Linked DNA regions of Mus musculus: region 2 is linked to region 1. A link is a loop called in an ENCODE intact Hi-C map of the cell type or tissue named here. Cell type or tissue: heart. All regions are shown on one strand. Links, peaks and the distances in the headings refer to the core of each region. The heading gives the core; the rest is flanking DNA. Region 1 holds the start of Ylpm1 (YLP motif containing 1). Region 2 holds the start of Abcd4 (ATP-binding cassette, sub-family D (ALD), member 4).

Evidence for each region. A loop is a pair of places that touch in the nucleus more often than their neighbours do. Peaks named below come from ENCODE experiments on the same cell type or tissue, not always from the same donor. Only the 100,000 strongest peaks of a DNase experiment are listed, where the experiment ranks them.
Region 2: it touches region 1 in a loop (2.9-fold over the local background); 3 of 42 quality-filtered maps call a loop at or near these places.

What each region holds. Positions count from the first base shown.
Region 1 is chr12:84,992,003-85,001,475 of GRCm38, reverse strand. Ylpm1 (YLP motif containing 1) reads right to left here and starts at 5,155. Exons shown (of 21, transcript NM_178363.4): 1 at 4,120-5,155. The coding sequence starts at 4,986. In heart, for the core only: a CTCF peak has its summit at 5,250; a DNase peak (open chromatin) is centred at 5,195; H3K4me3 peaks cover 1,561 bases; H3K27ac peaks cover 1,646 bases.
Region 2 is chr12:84,613,446-84,622,918 of GRCm38, reverse strand. Abcd4 (ATP-binding cassette, sub-family D (ALD), member 4) reads left to right here and starts at 5,453. Exons shown (of 19, transcript NM_008992.2): 1 at 5,453-5,636; 2 at 7,475-7,593; 3 at 7,715-7,842; 4 at 8,875-9,014. The coding sequence starts at 5,599. In heart, for the core only: a CTCF peak has its summit at 5,381; a DNase peak (open chromatin) is centred at 5,478; H3K4me3 peaks cover 1,444 bases; H3K27ac peaks cover 1,271 bases.

The sequences.
Region 1 (9,473 bases), core at 4,311-6,810:
TGAAAATTCCAATGAAATGATTTAGTCATACAAAGACCATCAATGAGTAAGTCACTAGAGAAATACTAGAAAGATACAAGACTGACAAGAGAAGCCAACAGTGAGAGCCAGACTGCCCCCACCTAAATCCATTGATCAAGCTCAGCATCAGAAGAACTGTGGGACAACCAGGCACTCACGATGGGTGCAAATAAAGATCTTGTATAGTGTAACACCTATACTCTATACATTTGTCAACATCAACTAATCTTCAGTCTAGTGCTTTGGAGTTAAATTCTAATTTATAAAAAGAAAATAGAAGACTCAACAAATAAAATGGCACAATTATCAAGATAGAAGCAGAGTCAGAATGTCTGATATTCGAAAGAATGACAGATTTTTCATCCAATTCAGGGCATAATGTAGGGGGAAAAAGGAAACAAGAAACAGAGATATAGATCAGGAGTTCTCAAAGAAGGCGGCTCTCTCTTCCCTCCAGAACTTATGGTGGTGTAGCTCACAATGTCTACAAACATTTCTGGCTCTCAAAACAGGGAGAGCACTACTGGCACCATTGTTAGAGACATCAGTAACCACCCTGCAATGTATAGGGAAAAAATCCCATAACAAGTCCCAAAGGTTTACAGTGCTCAGACTCAGAAACCCTAACCTACACGATTAAGAATCTTCTATTTACGCCGGGCAGTGGTGGCGCACGCCTTTAATCCCAGCACTTGGGAGGCAGAGGCAGGCAGATTTCTGAGTTCGAGGCCAGCCTGGTCTACAAAGTGAGTTCCAGGACAGCCAGGGCTACACAGAGAAACACTATCTCGAAAAAAACCAAAAAAAAAAAAAAAAAGAATCTTCTATTTATCTTATCCCATGTTGGATCTTAATTTGAACAAACCAACAAAATATTACTGAGACAATTGGAGGATTTAATAAGGAATTCCTCTGAATTCTGATAACAGGAGACAAGAGGGAAATCTAAAGAGACTAAGCATTAGATAATACAAAGACTTAAGCTTTTATAATGTACTCAGTCTAAAAAAGATCTTGACTCAGCATGGTGGTGCATGCCTTTTAGGTAAACAGAGGCAGACAGATCTCTGTAAGCTGGAGACCAACCTAGTTTACATAGCAAGTTCTAGCTGCCAGTGCTACATACTGAGGCTGCAGTTTTTTTGTTTGTTTGTTTTTTGTTTTGTTTTTTGTTTTTTTGTTTTTTCGAGACAGGGTTTCTCTGTGTAGCCCTGGCTGTCCTGGAACTCACTTTGTAGACCAGGCTGGCCTCAAACTTAGAAATCTGCCTGCCTCTGCCTCCCGAGTGCTGGGATTAAAGGCGTGCACCACCATGCCCGGCTCTGCGTTTTATTTTTTAAGACATGAAAGGTCACTCCCACCCTCGTTCTTTTCTTTCTTTTTAAAACTAGGTAACTGAGGCTCTAGAGATGGCTTAGCAGTTAAGTTACTTGTTGCAAAGACCAAGACATCTGAGAGAGCCTGACAACCACAGGCTGTCCTCTGACTTCCATATGTACACAGTGGCACTTGCACCCCACCCACCCCTGCCACTCACACCCAGTAAATGATAAAATGTAATAGAAAAAAATGCTTTTAAGAAAACCAACTAAGAACCTAATTAAGAATGTAGAACACTGGAGAGGAGGATGTAGCTTTGCAGACTACTTAACTAGCACGCACAAGGCCTTGTGGCTTGATTCCAGTACAAAAAAGGGGAAAAACCCCAAAACATATAGGGGACTTCCGGGATAACATTTGAAATGTAAATGAAGAAAATATCTAATAAAAAAATGAAAAAAAAAAAACATGAGTGAAGGACAGAAGATGTAAGATTTGCTTTAAAATATTTAAAATTATGTTCATGATATTTTCTCTACTTAATGCTTAAATCTTTCACCATACATTTTTTAATACAATACCCTGAACACCAACTAGCTCCCAGAAGTTGTCCTCCCACCTCCTGACCTCCATATGCACACTGAGCCATGTCATGTACATGTGCAGCAGGCCCACACTCCCATCATATATAATAATAAATTTAATAACATTTTCCAAATCTAAAATATGAATGAAAACATACAGAAGGATATACAATGTTTATCATCTAGTAAAGCAAGTACCTTAGGTGTAAAGAATGATAACTCTTGAATCTTACACAACAAATCTTTATAGTGGTTCTACAACTTGCAAGGCACTGTCCTAGGTGCTGCAGAGCATTAAGAAGACAAACATCACCAAATCACATGAGTGATTTGCATGTATGGCTCATGGAGACTGAATTTTGAGATGTGCTTTGAAAGTATTCCATTTAAAGGTGAGAGAGAAGTTAAGGACATTGGGATAAACTCCATAAAGTTAAAAATAAAGGGCATGCAAAGCCCCATTTCATTTCCTCCTTCTGTATTCCCAGCTGGCTTTGAATTCCAGTAGCATCTGGATGGCCTTGAACTCCCGATCTCCTGCCTCTGCCACCAGTGCTAGGGACTGCAGGTGTTTGTATCACGATGCCCAGTTTATGCAGTGCTAGGAATATAATCCAGGGCTTTGGGGATACTAAGCAAGCACTCCACCAATGAGCTCTATAGTCATGGGCAAGGCTCTTCTTGATCTGGTGTACACCCAGACCCCAAGCTTCACCCTGCTGTTACTTTCTATCTTTCAGCAAGAATCAAAAGCACTACATGTTCAAAACACTGAAAGAAGTTCATTTCAGATGAGGCAGAAAAACAAAAGCAGTATTTGTTCCTAGTGAGTACTTATATTAAGATAGTCTGGTATGCACATTCTTCTTTTTAAAAGCCAAAGCTGAGGGTGTAGCTGAATGATAGAGCACTTGACTAGCATACCCAAGGCACCAAGTTCAATCCCAAGCACAACAAGTCAACTATGTAACTCATGTGTTTCTCTACATGCCCAGAAAAAGTCAGACTGAGGTCATAGTTTAGCTTGAAGGAACTGGGCAACTGGAGGAAATAATCCTCATGAGCTGATGTAACTTTGGTATAAGACAGCAAAATCACTTATTCTACCGTCCTGTGAGTGTCTCCTGTGCAGACCCTGCTTCTCTTAAATACTGAACTACAATAATAAACAATTACCTTTTGGAATCTTATACATTACCCTGAGCTTGAATATCATAAGATTCTTAGTGAATTTAAGGTAGATGAGGTCAAATAGTCACAATAGATGATCTATTCCTACTTATTTATTTTTGATACAGGGTCTCACTATGTAGCCCAGGCTGGCTTCAAACTCTCCCATCCTCTGGCTTCTGTTGACCAAATACTGGATGGAGGCACAGGTTTCCATGCCCAACTTCTATGTTCCTGCAACCCTGTCATCCTCTTACTGGTCTGTGGAATGCAACATCTTCAAAACAGATTGTCAAAAAGTTTTGGGATGGCTCTCACAGGAGCAGCCATCACAAAACTTTCTTTTCAAAACCTCAGCCAAATTCCAAGGCTATTATTTTCAAGTAAATGGTAATAATAATGAAATGTAGCAAATTCACCATGCGGCAAAATTATCCTTAGGAGATGGTTTTGAAATATAACAACAGATTCTCCAAGGATCAAGTCTCTAGAGGCCTATGGAGTCCACATGAACTCACAACATCAGTTAGGATGTCATGATGAGACTTCCATCTTTTATGTGCTGAGAACCCACTTCTGGAAACAGACAGCTATCTCTGGCCCCTGCATATTTTGCTGGTCCTAAGAAATTAACTGGTCAATATTTACATGTATTTAAACATCAGTCCTTTAAGAATTTTCTTTTATACTGCCTCCCCATGAAAATCTTAGTTTAAAAAAAAATTAAAACAAAGCTCTGTGCAACAATAAATACTGAATGCTGGTCAAAGAAAACTAAGGCATACATTTGAGAAATAAATCTAGTGCCAACCTACTACAACTTCAAGTGCCTAGTCTTATCTTTACTCTTCTTTTGGTAATCTATGGTCAATTTAAAACCTGGCTTTCAGGGCTGACTCTTAGGGGATCTTTGGAGTATGAATGGGCTAGTCGTTGGCTGTTGGAATTACGATAGGCATTAGCTGGTTAAAGCCCAAGACCTGCTCACGTAAAGCCTAAATGAAAGATGTGACACAGTGCTTACCTGTGGAGTCATTGTAGAGGGATCTGGTTCAGGAGCAGCTTGCTTCTGTTCAGCAGTCTTGTTCTTGGCCCCACTCTCCAAAGGCTCTTGCTGGATAGCTGTTTTATTCCCAGAAGGGATGGACGGTGGTGGTGGTAGCTGGGGTTTAGAAGGGCCCTGGGAGGAGCGGGAAGGAGAGGCCTGAGAAGGGGGTAAGTAGGGCTGGGAATGGCTCAAATATGATTGTGAGGAGGACGAGGAAGAATAAGAAGGAGTGGGCGCCAGATAGGACTGGGAAGGTGGAGACTGTGAAGGGGATGGCTGAGCAGGAGGCAGGTAGGGCTGAGCGGAGGAAGGGGGATAGTACGAGGGTGGTGGCTGAGGTGGAGGCATGTACGACTGGGATGGGGGCATGTAGGATCCTGGAGGTACAGGGGGAGATTCAGGAGGGGACTCCAGCTCCATTGGAACCAAACCCGGAGGCCCATCTCGTTGGTGGTGGATCATCTGGTGTTTGTACTGCTGCTGCTTCTGATAACTGAGGGCTGGTCCAGGTGGCGGGGGCATCGGTGGCGGAGGCGGCTGCCAGTCTCCGTAGCCGCCCCCGGGCATCACCGGCGGGGGTGGCAGCGGGGGCGGAGGAAGATGGTGGGGTTGGAGCACGCACTGCATTTGCTTCTGGTGCATCTGCTGCAGCTGCTGGAGCTGCGCCAAGTGTTGCTCTCGGAAGCTCATGAAGCCTGAAGAGGAAGGGGCCGCGGGAGCCGTCGAACTGGAGTACCCGGGCCCCGGCGAGGCCTCGGGAAGCGCCACCGGTGGCGGCGGCGGCGGCACCGGCGGCGGCGGATAGTGGCTGCTCCCGCCATACCGGCCCCAATTCGGATACATATAGGAAACGAAGGCGCGGGGCTCGTCCCGGCGCCGTTACTCGTCGCAACCGACCTCCAGGAGCCGCGGCGGTGACGGCGACAGCCGGAACTCGCGGTGCCTTACAGGCCGCGGAGCGTGTGAACGGAGCGCGCCAGTGCGCCGGCGCTACGGAGCTGGGCCCGCGGTCGGGAAGGCGGGGACCGTGCTGAGGCAACTACGCATGCGCAGTACCATCGAGCGGAGAACAAAGGCCAGATAGAGGGAACCTTGGCGCAGGTACTCGCTGTTGCCGCCTTCCTTCGGGTTCGGAAAATGTAGGCGGTAATAGAATGTTGTCATAGAACCAAGAAAACCATAGAGTCTCACAGCCGAAAGGAGTGATAGAGATCCTAACGCCCTATGGGTTTAGTTTTGAATGGGGGGGTGGGGAGGGGGGAGGAAAGATTCCATTCACAGTAGCAACAAGAACATAAAACAAGTAATAACTCTACTAAGAAAAATCTAGACATTATATGAAGAAAACTGCAGAATCCTACCTGAGAATAAAAATTAAACTTGAACTCACGAAGAGGCTTACCATAGTCCTAAGTAAAAAAGAGGGAGCTTTGTAAAAATGACAGTTCTTCCAAGTTAAACTGATTTAACTCAGTCAACCCACAGCCTGACAGGGGACAATGATAGGAAGAATGAAAAATGGATTCTGGAGAAGGAAAGTGAAAATGGCCCTGATTCTTTCCTACAGGTACTGTAAAAGGAATTGAATTGTTTAGATTGGTTTCCTCCCCACCCACCACCCACCCCACCACCCTTAAAATTTTTTTGCTTTTTCAAGACAGGGTTTTTCTGTATGAACCCCCTGGCTGTCCTGGAACTCGCTTTGTGACCAGGCTGGCCTTGAACTCACAGAGATCTTCCTGCCTCTGCCTTCCAAGTACCATCAAACCCAGGTTTTAACTCGGACGATGTCCCTGTTGGAGAATCCTTAAACCTAAGAAAAGTCAGCCGGGCATGGTGGTGAACGCCTTTAATCCCGCACTCGGGAGGCAGAGGCAGGCAGATTTCTGATTTCGAGGCTAGCCTGGCCTACAAAGTGAGTTCCAGGACAGCCAGTGCTATACAGAGAAACCCTGTCTCGAAAACCCAAAAAAAAAAAAAAAAAAAAAAAAAAAAAAAAACCTAAGAAAAGTCAGAGAAGGGTAACTTAAAAGCTGATTTCCTGAACCCTAGCAGCAAAATATTAAAGACTTCCATTGGTTTGGGTGATTACTGAACATCAGAAGTAGTACACTGAATTCTGGGAAAGGAAGGACAGAAGGAAGGAAAGAAGGAAGGAAGGGGAGAGAAAAACCATGCTTAATTTGAAGACTCTTAACTGTATCAGCATGTCAATTTGAAGATGTGACCTTGCTCTTTTTTCCTAGCAACCAGATCATTACCTGTCTTGGGTAACTATGAGTAGTAGATGCGGGGCTAGGGATTCCTTCTTTCAGTGTCTTATTGAAGCAGCATAGAAATACATAAAATTGCATGTCATAAGTTGTATTAGTTAGGGTTTTTCTGCTGTGAACAGACACCATGACCAAGGCAACTCTTATAAAAAAACATTTAACTGGGGCTGGGTTACAGGTTCAGAGGCTAACATCCAGGCAGGTATGGTACAGGAAGAGCTGAGAGTTCAACATCTTCATCTGAAGGCTGCTAGCAGAATACTGACTTCTAGGCAGCTAGAAAGAGGATCTTAAACACCTTCTCCAACAAGGTCACACCTCCACCAACTGGGCCACACCTACTCCAACAGGGCCACACCTTCTAATAGTGCCACTCCCTAGGCCGAGCATATACAAACTGTGGGAAGCCACATGTGCCGTTGCAGAGTGGCACTGACTACTGCTGGCCACCACGCATAAGTTTGGACAAACAACCAATGTGTACATATGCAGTAAAGTTTTTTGCAAAAACACTGCCTGGCCCGGGCATGATAATTAGGCTTTGAGAGTATAACCAATCAGATGTGAGACATGCAAATGAGGTATGATAATGAGGCTCTGTGAGGTACAGAGAGAGAGAGTAGCCAATCAGATGAGGAACATGCAAATGAGGCATAGTGCATAACCAATCCGGGTGTGAGACACGCCTCTCCTAGGCCTATATAAGCAGCACCAGTTCTGGGCTCAGGGTCTCTTCGCCTCTGCAATCAAGCTCTCCCAATAAACGTGTGCAGAAGGATCCTGTTGCAGCGTCGTTCTTGCTGGTCGAGTCCGGCGCGCGCAAGACAAACCATCACACAAGTATAAAACATAATGAGTTTTCACAACCCAAGCATATTTGTCCCAGATCAAGAAAGAGCCATGTGTTATCTGATGGAACTTGTCCCAAAGGGAAACAATACACATCTACTCAGCACAGAGAGGGAGCCCACAAGAGACCAAAGTGTGGATACCACCAAAGTCCAATCAAATGAGTTTTATTAGAGTTACTTAAAGAAATATGGTTAAGGAATATCAAGAGCAGAAATGGCTCAAAGACACCTGTATCACCAAAGCCCACCCAGCATGGGTGACAGCTCCCCAAAGCTGGAAACCTAGAGCCTACTGCACAGCCTGGAGAGTGTCAACCTCCAACACGTTTATACCTCTTCCAGACATTTTAGCTGGTTTCTGCTTCTTTCAGGCTTCTTCTTTTGTCTAAGAGTCTTCTTTGTGGCCAGGCTTATCTAGGCTTGTCTGAGAGTGACTCTAGGAAGTCTTCCTGTTTACTCTTGGGAGGGAGGAGCCTAGTGAACCTGGTCAGTTTCAGGGACTTCCTGAAGCTATTTTGTGTAGTTTACCTTCTGTCTGAAAGAGTTTCCTGAGAGATGGAATGTTTCAATCTCATCTGTTCAATGCCCAACAGCTTGGGATGTACTTTAGTTGGTAGAGTGCTTATCTACTGGGTTCAGTTCCTCAGCATTACATAAAACTGGGTGTGGTGGCACACAACTATAGTCCTTTCCCAGGAGTCTTGAAGTGGGAGTAAAAGGATCAGAAGTCCGAGGTCATCCTCTGTTAAATGTCCAAGGAGAGACTGGGAGCCTGCCCTGCCCTTTTTCTTTGCTTTTTGGCTGACACAATGAACAGGTCTCCTATGCCACGTAGTTATAATTTTTACATTGTTATAAAATTTATAGATCGATACAAGTTTAAGGTTTTTATTGATGTGGATTTCTTACATTGATACAAAATTTGAAATTAATATTGTTCCCCTTAGATAGGCATTGTGCCTATGCAAATCATTTAGGAATACAAGGCTTTGACCCAGTCCTTCTAATAGCTGCTGTTACAAACTGTTTAGGATGATTAAGTAACACAAGTTAAGGGCCAGATAATAAACTCATGGTTGGGGTTGGTGAGATGGCTCAGTGGGTAAGAGCACCCGACTGCTCTTCCAAAGGTCAGGAGTTCAAATCCTAGCAACCACATGGTGGCTCACAACCATCCGTAACGAGATCTGACTCCTTCTTCTGGAGTGTCTGAAGACAGCTACAGTGTACTTACATATAATAAATAAATAAATCTTTAAAAAAAATAAATAAACTCATGGTTATGTTAGATTCAGATCTAATTATAATAGAGTGTTTCCATGTACGCAAATAGAAATGGCTAAGAGTAATTGAGGTTAACAGTTCAGAGATATTTTACATAGTTAGTCTTCAAAAATATCAGAAATCAACAGAATATGACATTTAATCATTTCATTATTTTTAGAAAATTTGACTAGAGACATGTCTGCTCCTGACAGCTCCCCCCTCATGGCTCCAAGAAGATATTGAGCAGCAGCTTTACCTTCAGGCAAGGTTACTTATCATGGCAAGGTAGCCCCTTGGCAGGAATTGTCTATATCATCTGCAGACAAAATACTGTCCAAAATGGACAAACAGATATGGGATAGTTGACTGCTAAGCTCTGCCAAGACAGAGAGTAAGCTAGTCCTTTTTATTTCCTGCTTCACATAAGGTCTGACAGATGGTTCTGGGTCAGAAGGCTGAAGATAGATTCTCTAATGTTATAAGAAATTAGGGGATGTCCAGGTAGTCAGCTGTCTCTACAATTCATTTAAGTTTTAAAAAGCTATGTTTGTGCTTCCTATATACTCAGGTAGTATTTAATTTGTTCTCAGATTTCTGACAGGGTTGAAGACTAGTTATAGTCTCATAAGCAAATTTAAGTTGTTTAGCATTGAGAGATATGATACAGAGTTGAAAGGATGTTTTTCAGATAGTAATGCAAGCTAAAATCAGAACATAACTCTGATGTAGAATTGTAAGCCCTTTAGTTAAGATCGGTGGTAGAGTACTTTAATTGACAAATTGATGGACTAGATGTTAATTGCACATCACACTTTATAACTTACATAATTGTTATGGTTATGCTCCATTTATATCTGAGAGAAGAGACTTTTAACTGGATTAAAAGGGGGAAATGTGGGTTGCCCTGGTGCTGTTTTTATTTTTGATGTTAATTCTGCTT
Region 2 (9,473 bases), core at 4,331-6,830, 380 kb after region 1:
TTCTTCTTCTTCTTCTTCTTCTTCTTCTTCTTCTTTTCTTTTTAATGTGTCTGAGCGTTTTGTTTGCATGTGGGTCTGTGCACCACGTGCATACACTGCCCACAGAGGCCAGAAGAGGAGGATGTCCAATCCCCAGGAACAGTGCTGAGCCACCCAGTGTGGGAGCCAGAACTGGAACTGTGATCCTCTGCAAGAACAGCAATCTATCCATCTATCTATCTATCTATCTATCTATCTATCTATCTATCTATCTATCTATCTATCTATCTATGTATTCATCCATCCATCCATCCATCCATCCATCCATCCATCCATCCATCTATCTATCTATCTATCTATCTACCTATCTATCTATCTATCTACTTTACATCCTGATCCTGTCATCCCCAGTTCTTTGTTTCTAGGCTGGCTTTGAACTTCTGATTCTCCTTCAGCTCTGGAGAACTATTAAGACAGGACGGAAGGCTGGGGAATTCTGTTGAGATGCTGCGGAAGGGAAGGAACCTCTCATCCCAGAGTTTGACTGAAGTCTCTCAGTAGCCGAGAACCAAGAATTCCCACACAGGTAATAACATTTGCCTTTCCTCCGTCCCAGCTGTAACTTGCAAGTTTCTAGGGCCCTCATCAGAAACCCCTTTTAAAGACATGTCCTAAACCCCATATGCAGTCCTCAGGGCCCCTATGCATTTTCTTATCAGATTGTAATCCCACCTAAGCCACCCTAGAATCTCATTTATTAAAAAGGGGAGCAGAGCAGAGAAGGGCCCTTAAAACACCATTGAGTAACCACATGACAGAAGCCTCTGCAAACCTTTAATTATGTCAGTTACAGATTCCCACATTCTGGGCAAGGTCTATACCACAAACCTCTCAGCCCTCTGCCATCTCTCCCCGCTCCCAGAGTCCCATCATATAAAGAGCCCAATTTAGCTTTGACCTCCTGATCCCTCTGCCTCCTGCTCTCCTAAGTTGAGATCATTAATTCAATTTATTCTGTTCTGCAGAGTGGGAGATCAAGCCCAGGGCTTCACACATTGGAGGCAAGTGGCTTTCCAACAAGCCCCCCCCCTTTTTTTTTTTCAAGACAGGGTTTCTCTGTATAGCCCTGGTGTCCTGGAACTCACTCTGTACACCAGGCTAGCCTCAAACTCAGAAATCTGCCTGCCTCTGCCTCCCAAGTGCTGGGATTAAAGGCATGTGCCACCATGCCTGGCTGCCTCCTCCCTTTTAAAAAGATTTCATTGTTTTGTGCTTTTATTTCATTGTGTTGTGTATTTGGTCTAGTGGTGATGGAATCTTTATAAAATCTGGAACTGTGGAATTTGCTATACAATTTAATGTGGGGTTTTTTGTTTGTTTGTTTGTTGTTTTTTTACTTTCAGTACACTCATCACTCCCTTCCCCCTTGTTTGCCCCCTCCTCCCACCTGCCCCAAGGTTTCTTTTTGTAGCCCTGGCTATCCTGGAATTAGCTCTGTAGACCAGACTGGCCTTCTCAGTGCTGAGGGCTGGGGTTAAAGGCATGCACCGCCACCTCTCCGTCTTTTTCCTTTTTAGACCCTTGGCTTTGGTTTCTCTTCTTCCCACCATTTTCCCATTGATGCCCCACAGGCATGGTCTTATACAGACTGATTTTCTTGGCATTTCAGGGCTCTGGGTTAACTTCTGGAACCAGCACTTCCCAGGGCTTGCTCATGCCTTGCTTTGTTCTCAAAATATGGAAAGCAGAAAGCAAGGTATCCCAGGTCTGGTCTAAAATGCACACACTCCCCCTAATGGCTTCTTAAAGAAGCACACTGTTGTTTTTGTTTGTTTTATTTTCCTGCTTTGCCCCCTTGAGGAAATTCCATCTGATTGATACATTAGTGTCATTAATCTTCTCTTTGGGGCCCAGGACTGACTCAAGCTCCCAGCCAGCTGCCTGACAGGCCAGACTCATGATAACTTACTGTTAACTGATGCATTTCTGGAAAGCTGGTGTGAATCTAACGTGATAGAATATATAGAATATATATTTCTGTTTCTCTAGGAGATACAGAAATTAAAAATGAAAGTTATGAGCCCTAATAACGAATAATCCTCACTCTCTATGTGCCTTTTGCTGTGTTAATCGCCTTCCTAGGAAGAGCCTCCTTAACTCTCACCACAATGAGGAATGTCCCAACTTCTCCGCTTTGTAGATAAGAAGTTCAAAGGGACTGTGGAGCCTGGGCAAGATCACCCAGCTGAAAGGTTTCCAGACTGAGCTAAGGAAAAATGCAGGATACCCAGTACATTTGAAATGGAACATAAGCAATGCAGAATGTTTTAGGATAGCATGTCCCAAATACTGCGCACAGCATTGTATTGGAAGCCCTACCCACCTGGTCAGTGATGGAATATGGAGGAGTTCCAAGTCTCCTGATCCCCCGAGCTCACAGTGTTAGGACACTGGAGTTCTTTCATGGGATTGTTTGGTTTTTAATTACTATTACATGGGATGCATATACGTATGCACTCATGCTTCTGTGTGGATGTCTGTGGATGTAAACATGACACCATGCAAATGTGGAGGTTAAACAGCCGGCAGGAGCTGGTCTGCTCCTGTCATGTGGATGTTGTAAATCAAACTCGGATTCCGTGCTTGTCAGCTTTACTTGATGAGCCATGCCCCCTGCCATATTTGTTTGGTTTTTGAGATAGGATCTAACGATGTGGTCCCTGTAGCCTGGAACTCACTGGTTAGTGCAGGCTGGCCTCTAACTGGCAGTGATTTTCCTGCTTTGGCCTCCCAAGGGCTGGGACTAGGGAATTCTTTCCAAAGCAAGGAACCTACTTGCTCGGCGAATATCAGCTGAATGGCTTATTGCTGTTGTCACTTTTTGTGCTCCAGTGCCTTACAACCAATACCAATGCCAGGAAGTCCTGAGTGATTTCTACCATGAAGGCTGCAACTTTCAATTGTGTTTGTGTGTCCGTGTCTGGTAGGCAGTTCCTGGGTGTGCTATGTGTGGAGTGTATACACTAGCCAGTGTAGGTATACGTGGAGGCTCAAGCAGATGTCTTTCCTCTGCTGTTCCTTTCTTTTATTTGATTTATTATCATGTGTGTCTAGGTGTCTTACCTGCATGTATGTCTGTGTACCATATTTGCGAAGTGCCTATCCAGGCCAAAGAAGCCCTCAATACCCCTGAAACTGGAGTTATAGAGACAGTGATGAGCTTTCTTTAAGGTACTGGGTACCAAACCTAGGCCTCTGGAAGCCAATGTTCCTAACTGTTGAGCCATCTCTCCATCATGCTTTAAGTGATGTTTAATTTTCGATGTTTGTGTCTTGATGTATCTGGCTGGTGTTTGTTTGCTTGCTTGCTTAAAAATCAAATCTTAGAAAATCGTACCCTGAAGTATTAAGCTCTTCCCCCTGCAGAAATCTCGGTTACCATCCTCTCAGAGTTTTTTCTGGACCTTCTGTTTCTGTGTCCTAAGTTGGCTGTCCCTCTCTATCATTCCGAAACATTGTTTTCCATTCTGGGGAGCAGAGTGAGGGTAGAATTTTGGTCCTTCCTTCTGCTAAGGGATATTTGACAGCATGGTTTTATTGGCTGGGTTAAGGACAGCTGCTCTGCTGGCATCTTCCAGCTGCTCAGTCCTGAGACATTGCTCAGTCTCCTACAACTCACCCTACAAAGGCCAGGCCCAACAGGCGCAACAGTCATTAGTGTTGAAGTTGGGGAAGCCTATTTGCTTTGTTTGTTTGGTATCTTTGTCATGGACACGAAGCTTTGTAAAGATAACTGAGCTTGCCACTAAGCAAGTCTAAAAGGCTCTGAAAACAACTGGTAATTGTTACTTTGTTGACTTGTTGAGTGTTTGTTCCAGAGTTGACCTTAAGGATCAAGAGCTAGGAAGATACATTTAGATGCAAATGTGAAATGCCATTATTGTTTCCTTGAATCTCTCATTGGGCACTTTAGTCAGTCTATAAGCATTTCATACATTTCTCGTTTAAGGATCGCAGCACTTGGAGGCAGAGGCAGGTGGATCTCTGAGATCCTGGCTAGCCTGGTGTAGAGAGCGAGTTTCAGGACAGCCAGGGCTACACAGTGGAACACTGTTTCGGGAAGAAAAAACAAAAACAAAAACAGAATAAACCAAAAGAACCAAAACAGCTGCAATCTAAACCAAACCAAACCAGAAACCCACTATAAATCAGTAGTGTTGAAAACTGCAAATGTAAAGTGAGGATCCTCTACCCTTTTTTTTTTTTTTTCCCCTTGAGGCAGGTCTCCTGTTGTCCAGGCTAATCATGAACTCAGCGCTTTCTATGTATCTGAGGCATATCTGGAACTCTTGATCCTCCTGCTCTACTGCCTCAGGTCCAGAATTACAGGGTTGAGCTGCCATATATGTCTGGAAAACTGATTTATATGTTTATTTCTGTAGTGCTGGGGCCTTATGTATGACACGCAAGTCGTTTACCACTAAGTCACATCTACCCGACTTAAATGATCATGCTGGGGCTGGTGAGATGGCTCAGTGGGTAAGAGTACCCGACTGCTTTTCCAAAGGTCCAGAGTTCAAATCCCAGCAACCACATGGTGGCTCACAACCATCCGTAACTAGATCTGACGCCCTCTTCTGGTGTGTCTGAAGACAGCTACAGTGTACTTACATATAATAAATACATCTTTAAAAAAAAAAAAAGTCACGCTGGCCAGGCATGATGGCGCATGCCTTTAATCCCAGCACTTGGGAGACAGAGGCAGGCGGATTTCTGAGTTCGAGGCCAGCCTGGTCTACAAAGTGAGTTCCAGGACAGCCAAGGCTACACAGAGAAACCCCGTTTCGAAAAACAAACAAAAAACAAACAAACAAAATCACGCTGGGGAGAGATGGGACGTCCTGGAGAGATGGCTCTGTGGTTACAAGCACTGGCTGCTCTTTCAGAAGCCCTGGGTCTGTAACTAGAGTTCCAGGGACTCCAATGCCCTCTTCTGGACTCTGCAGGCACCAGGCACTCACGTGGTACTCATACATGCAGGCAAAACATTCCTATACATAAAATACATTTTCAAGAAAATCTTGTAAATCGTGCTGGGACCAGGGAGCCAGCTCACCCGATGAAGGCTTTTCTCGCCAATCCTGACAACCTGAGTTGGCTCCTCGGGAGCCCTCATGATGGAAGGAGAAAATTGACTCCTCAAAGTTGTTCTCTGACACTTACGCCCTGGTTCACAGTTCGCGTGAACACACACATAGCTCACTAAATAAATATGTATTTTTTAAATTAATTAATTTTTTAAAAAACAGATCACGCTGTCTTCTCTGGGAGAAAGTTACACTCGGAACTACCAGTTGGCAAAAGAAACCTCCCAGCCCCACAGGGGACGCTCTGGCCACCCGGCCAGCTCTATAACCTCTTGCTACTCTCTTGTTCTTCAGGAAAGGCTGCGCTTCCGGGAACGGCCACAGCGCCGGAGCCGTCTTCTCTATCTAGCGCGTCTCTGTGGTCGCCAGAGTCCCACCCCTTTCCTCCTAGGGCGGGGCCCCGAGCTCTGAGGACTCTGCCCGGGGAGGACACCGGGCTTGCTCGGTCGCCTCGTCGCTTGCATCCCGGGTCATGGCGGTCCCGGGACCCACGGCCCGAGCTGGTGCCAGGTGAGCAGGGCTAGTGAGGACGGCCGGGTTGTCAGGGACGCACTGCCTGGGCAGTGGGGAAGGGGCTGCTCCCCTGCGGGTCCTTCCTTGCAACTTTCCTTCAGTTTGGGCTATTTGGAACCCTGGCTGCACAGAATGGAGTTGACGCTGCCTCACTCTAGGTACTGCGGACCCCCCTCTTTTGGCATCTTCCTCCCTTAGTTTTCGTTCTCAATTCCGATCTGCTCTTGGCACACCCTCCTTTGCATTAATTTTTTTCAGACCCTCTTACTTAAATTATCCTGTTACCTTAAAATATATGTTGACTTTGGATTCATGAATCATGTTGTGATTTTTTAAAAGAGAGAAGTTTTTAAACTGAGCATTGGGTTTTTTAGGTCATCCATGCTATATGACTTTTCACTCCTGAATGGTGCTCAGCGTCACCCTGGATAGATTCTATTTCCCTAGTAAAGGATGCCTGGATTACTTCCAGTATTTCAAGCACCACAAAGTACACCGTAATGAATATCCTGGCAATTGTCTCTTGATAGATAGATACTGATGGTTTCTCTTTAAGTTATCCACCTCAGGATAGAATGCTGAGCCATACTTAATTCTATAATGTTTTGGGGTGGTCGCGTCCAATTTATAGTTCCTGACAGCAATATATAAAGGTTCTAGTGTCCCTTATAACCATCCCCATATTTGGTATTGTTTAGTTTATTTTTCCTAATATGTATCTAAATGATGTATGTAAGATGGTATTTTTTAAAGGTTTATTTATTTATAATATGTAAGTACACTGTAGCTGTCTTCAGACACCTCAGAAAAGGGCAGATATCATTACCGAATGGTTATGAGCCACCATGTGGTTGCTGGGATTTGAACTCAGGACCTTCAGAAGAACAGTCAGTGCTCTTAACTGCTGAGTCATCCCTCCAGCCCTGTAAGATGGTATCCTATTGTAATAACTTTATTTTTATTTTATTGGGGGGGGGCGCATGCACATGCACGTGTGATATGTGTGCCATGACACAGGAATGGAGATCAGGGAACAGGTTTTGGAGTTGGTTTTTTCCGCAGTGGGATCTGGGGCTGGAATTCAGATCTTGGCGACAAACACTTGGACCTTTTGCTGGCTGAGCCATCTTGTCAACTACACTGTGCTAACTTAGTACATTTATTAGGCTCGTGGATTGTCCCTTTCATAGACTGCCTGCTTATATCCTCTCCTCACTTTCCTATGAAATATCCTGATGTGCTGGGTACATCACGTGTTGGCGCACGCCTTTAAGTCCAACACATGGGAGGCAGATGGCAGTCAGATCTCTGTGAGTCTGAGGCCAGCCTGGTCTACAGAGCAAGTTCCAGGACAGTCAAGGCTACACAGAGACACTGTGTCTTAAAAGACCAAGAAAGAAAGAAACACCTTGACATGCGGAGATTCCTTGCATGTTCCAGCTTGTAACTCCTTATCAATTTCATTCTGCAAATACCTTCTCTCATCTCACCAAAGTCTGTGGTACTGTGTTAAATAAAATACGTAAGTCTAAATCAAGCCCACCAGTTTTACCCTGTATAGTTTGTAGGTTTGGGGTCTTATTTGAGAAATGTCTTCCTACTTTATTCATCATTATTAAGGTATCTTCACTAATTTATTTATTTATTTATTTTTTTACATTTGCTTCTGGTAGGTTAGTAATATACTTTTTCCCACAAGCATTCTGTATTCTACCATCTTCAGCATTCATAAGTCTTTTGTTTGTGTGTGCAAAGCCTGGACCCTATGAATAATAGTAAGGCTAAGCTCACTACCTTCTGTAAGGCTCAGCTATCCTCTGTCCTGACTTCTGCAGGCCCAGATTAGATCTGCAACTTGTCCAGAGGTTCGTGAGGATACAGAAGGTTTTCTTTCCTTCTTGGTCATCACAGAATGTCTTAATGTTCATGACGCTCTTGTGCGTGACCCTCCTGGGTGAGTGAATGGGCTTTGGGCAATAGGGAAGAACCGGGCTTTGGGGTTCCTTTCCCTGTCTCTAACAGGAGGGAGTGTCTTCCTTTCCCCTTTGACTTCCGCCTCCTCTCCCTCCCCACAGAGCAACTGGTGATCTACCAAGTTGGCTTGATCCCCAGTCAGTATTATGGAGTCTTGGGAAACAAAGACCTGGATGGATTTAAGGCACTGACCTTGCTGGCCGTGACACTTATTGTCCTCAACTCCACCGTAAGGACTCTCCTTTCCCCTGTGGCCCCCTTTCTCCAGTCTAGTAGGATACCTGGCGGGACTGAGTGTTCAGGAAGCAGGGACCGAGCTCTGGGTCTTTTTCTGCCCCTTTCTGGGAATTAGAGCCATGTTTCCCCTGAAGGTCAGGTCCCGAGGCAGGGCCTTGATCTTACTATTGGCTTTGTTGGGATAAACTTTCTGGTTTAACGTTCAGTAGAAACAGGCAAGGTCCCTTCCTCTCCCAGAACTCTCACTTCAGGGAGCTCAGAACACTTTCACACCAGGATCCGCAGCCAGAGAGCTCTTACTTCTCTGGCAGCTGAGCTGTGACTCAGCCTGGAGTCACACCTCCCGCCCTCTCGCCTGTTTCCTCTTGTCCAGTAGCGCCTTCCACTACTCGAGTTGGCAACAGCCTCCTTTTTTTTCAAGATACCTTCATTGGCACCTCTCTTGAGTCCTCCTTAATTTCCTTTGTGTTTCCTCCATCAAATTCAAGCCTTTCTCTGTGGGTACTTGCTCCTCAGGGAGACAGCTGTCGCACCCCTTACACCTTTGCTACCAGCTGCTCATTGGCTGGATTGTGAACGCCTTGTCCTTTCCCTTGTGCTTAGCATGATGGCTCTTCAGAAAATGGCAGGTGATGAGGCAGGGCTCTACCAAGACCCAGCCTGATGTCCTCTCTCAGGCCTGCCTGGCAGTTTCTTGGGGATTGCCCTTTCGTGTCGTAATGTGTGCTAGGGTTCCCTGTCCCCAGCAGCTCCCCTGCACTCAGTATGAGATGTTCATTGCAGGAAAGGACTTGAGGCGTTTGCTTTCTGTAAGCTCTTTGAGATTGTTGAAGGAATAGGCACGTGAACAAATGGGGAAAGTGCGGTCACGTGATCCAAAGCCTTAAAAGGAAAGTGCGCTGACGTGATCACTGTGGATTCAGCCCCTTCAGCAGAAGCTCCTGCCAGCTCTGAGTTTCGAACCCAGACTCGCAGGAAGCCATCTCTTCCTCCTCTCCCTCTCCCCTGCCTCCCTCATGCACAGCTGAAGAGCTTTGACCAGTTCACCTGCAACCTGCTGTACGTGAGCTGGAGGAAGGACCTCACGGAGCACCTGCACCACCTGTACTTCCGGGCCCGCGTGTACTACACCCTCAACGTGCTGCGGGACGACATTGATAATCCGTAGGCATCCCTCTCCGTCCCTGCTGCCTCCCTCCTGGGCTCCCCATCCAAGCAGCTTAGGCCCCCCGCACTCCCGACCACACTCTTCTGCAGGAGGCCAGTGTTGCTGCTCTGAGCTGTGAAGGGAGGGTGTTCTGAGAGACCGTGGAGCTAGAGAGACTGGGGAGCTAGAGGGAAACGGCTGGGAGTAGTTCTCTTTAGTCCATTTCCTGTCTTGAGTTGAGATGAGGCAAATGAAGAGAGCATCCTTGCCAGGTAACAGCTTCTTGGCTGTGCAGCAGAGAAGAAAATGAAAATTGCTATTGCTGTCTGGGATTCAGATCCCTGCCTCTAGCTCATTCAGTAAGCCCCAACACATCTTCTGTACAATGAAGACCATAAGAGTTCCTGCCTCAAAGGATGTAGTGAGGATGAAACACTGTCCCTGTCGGGCACAGTGTAGTGACATTAGCTTTGTGG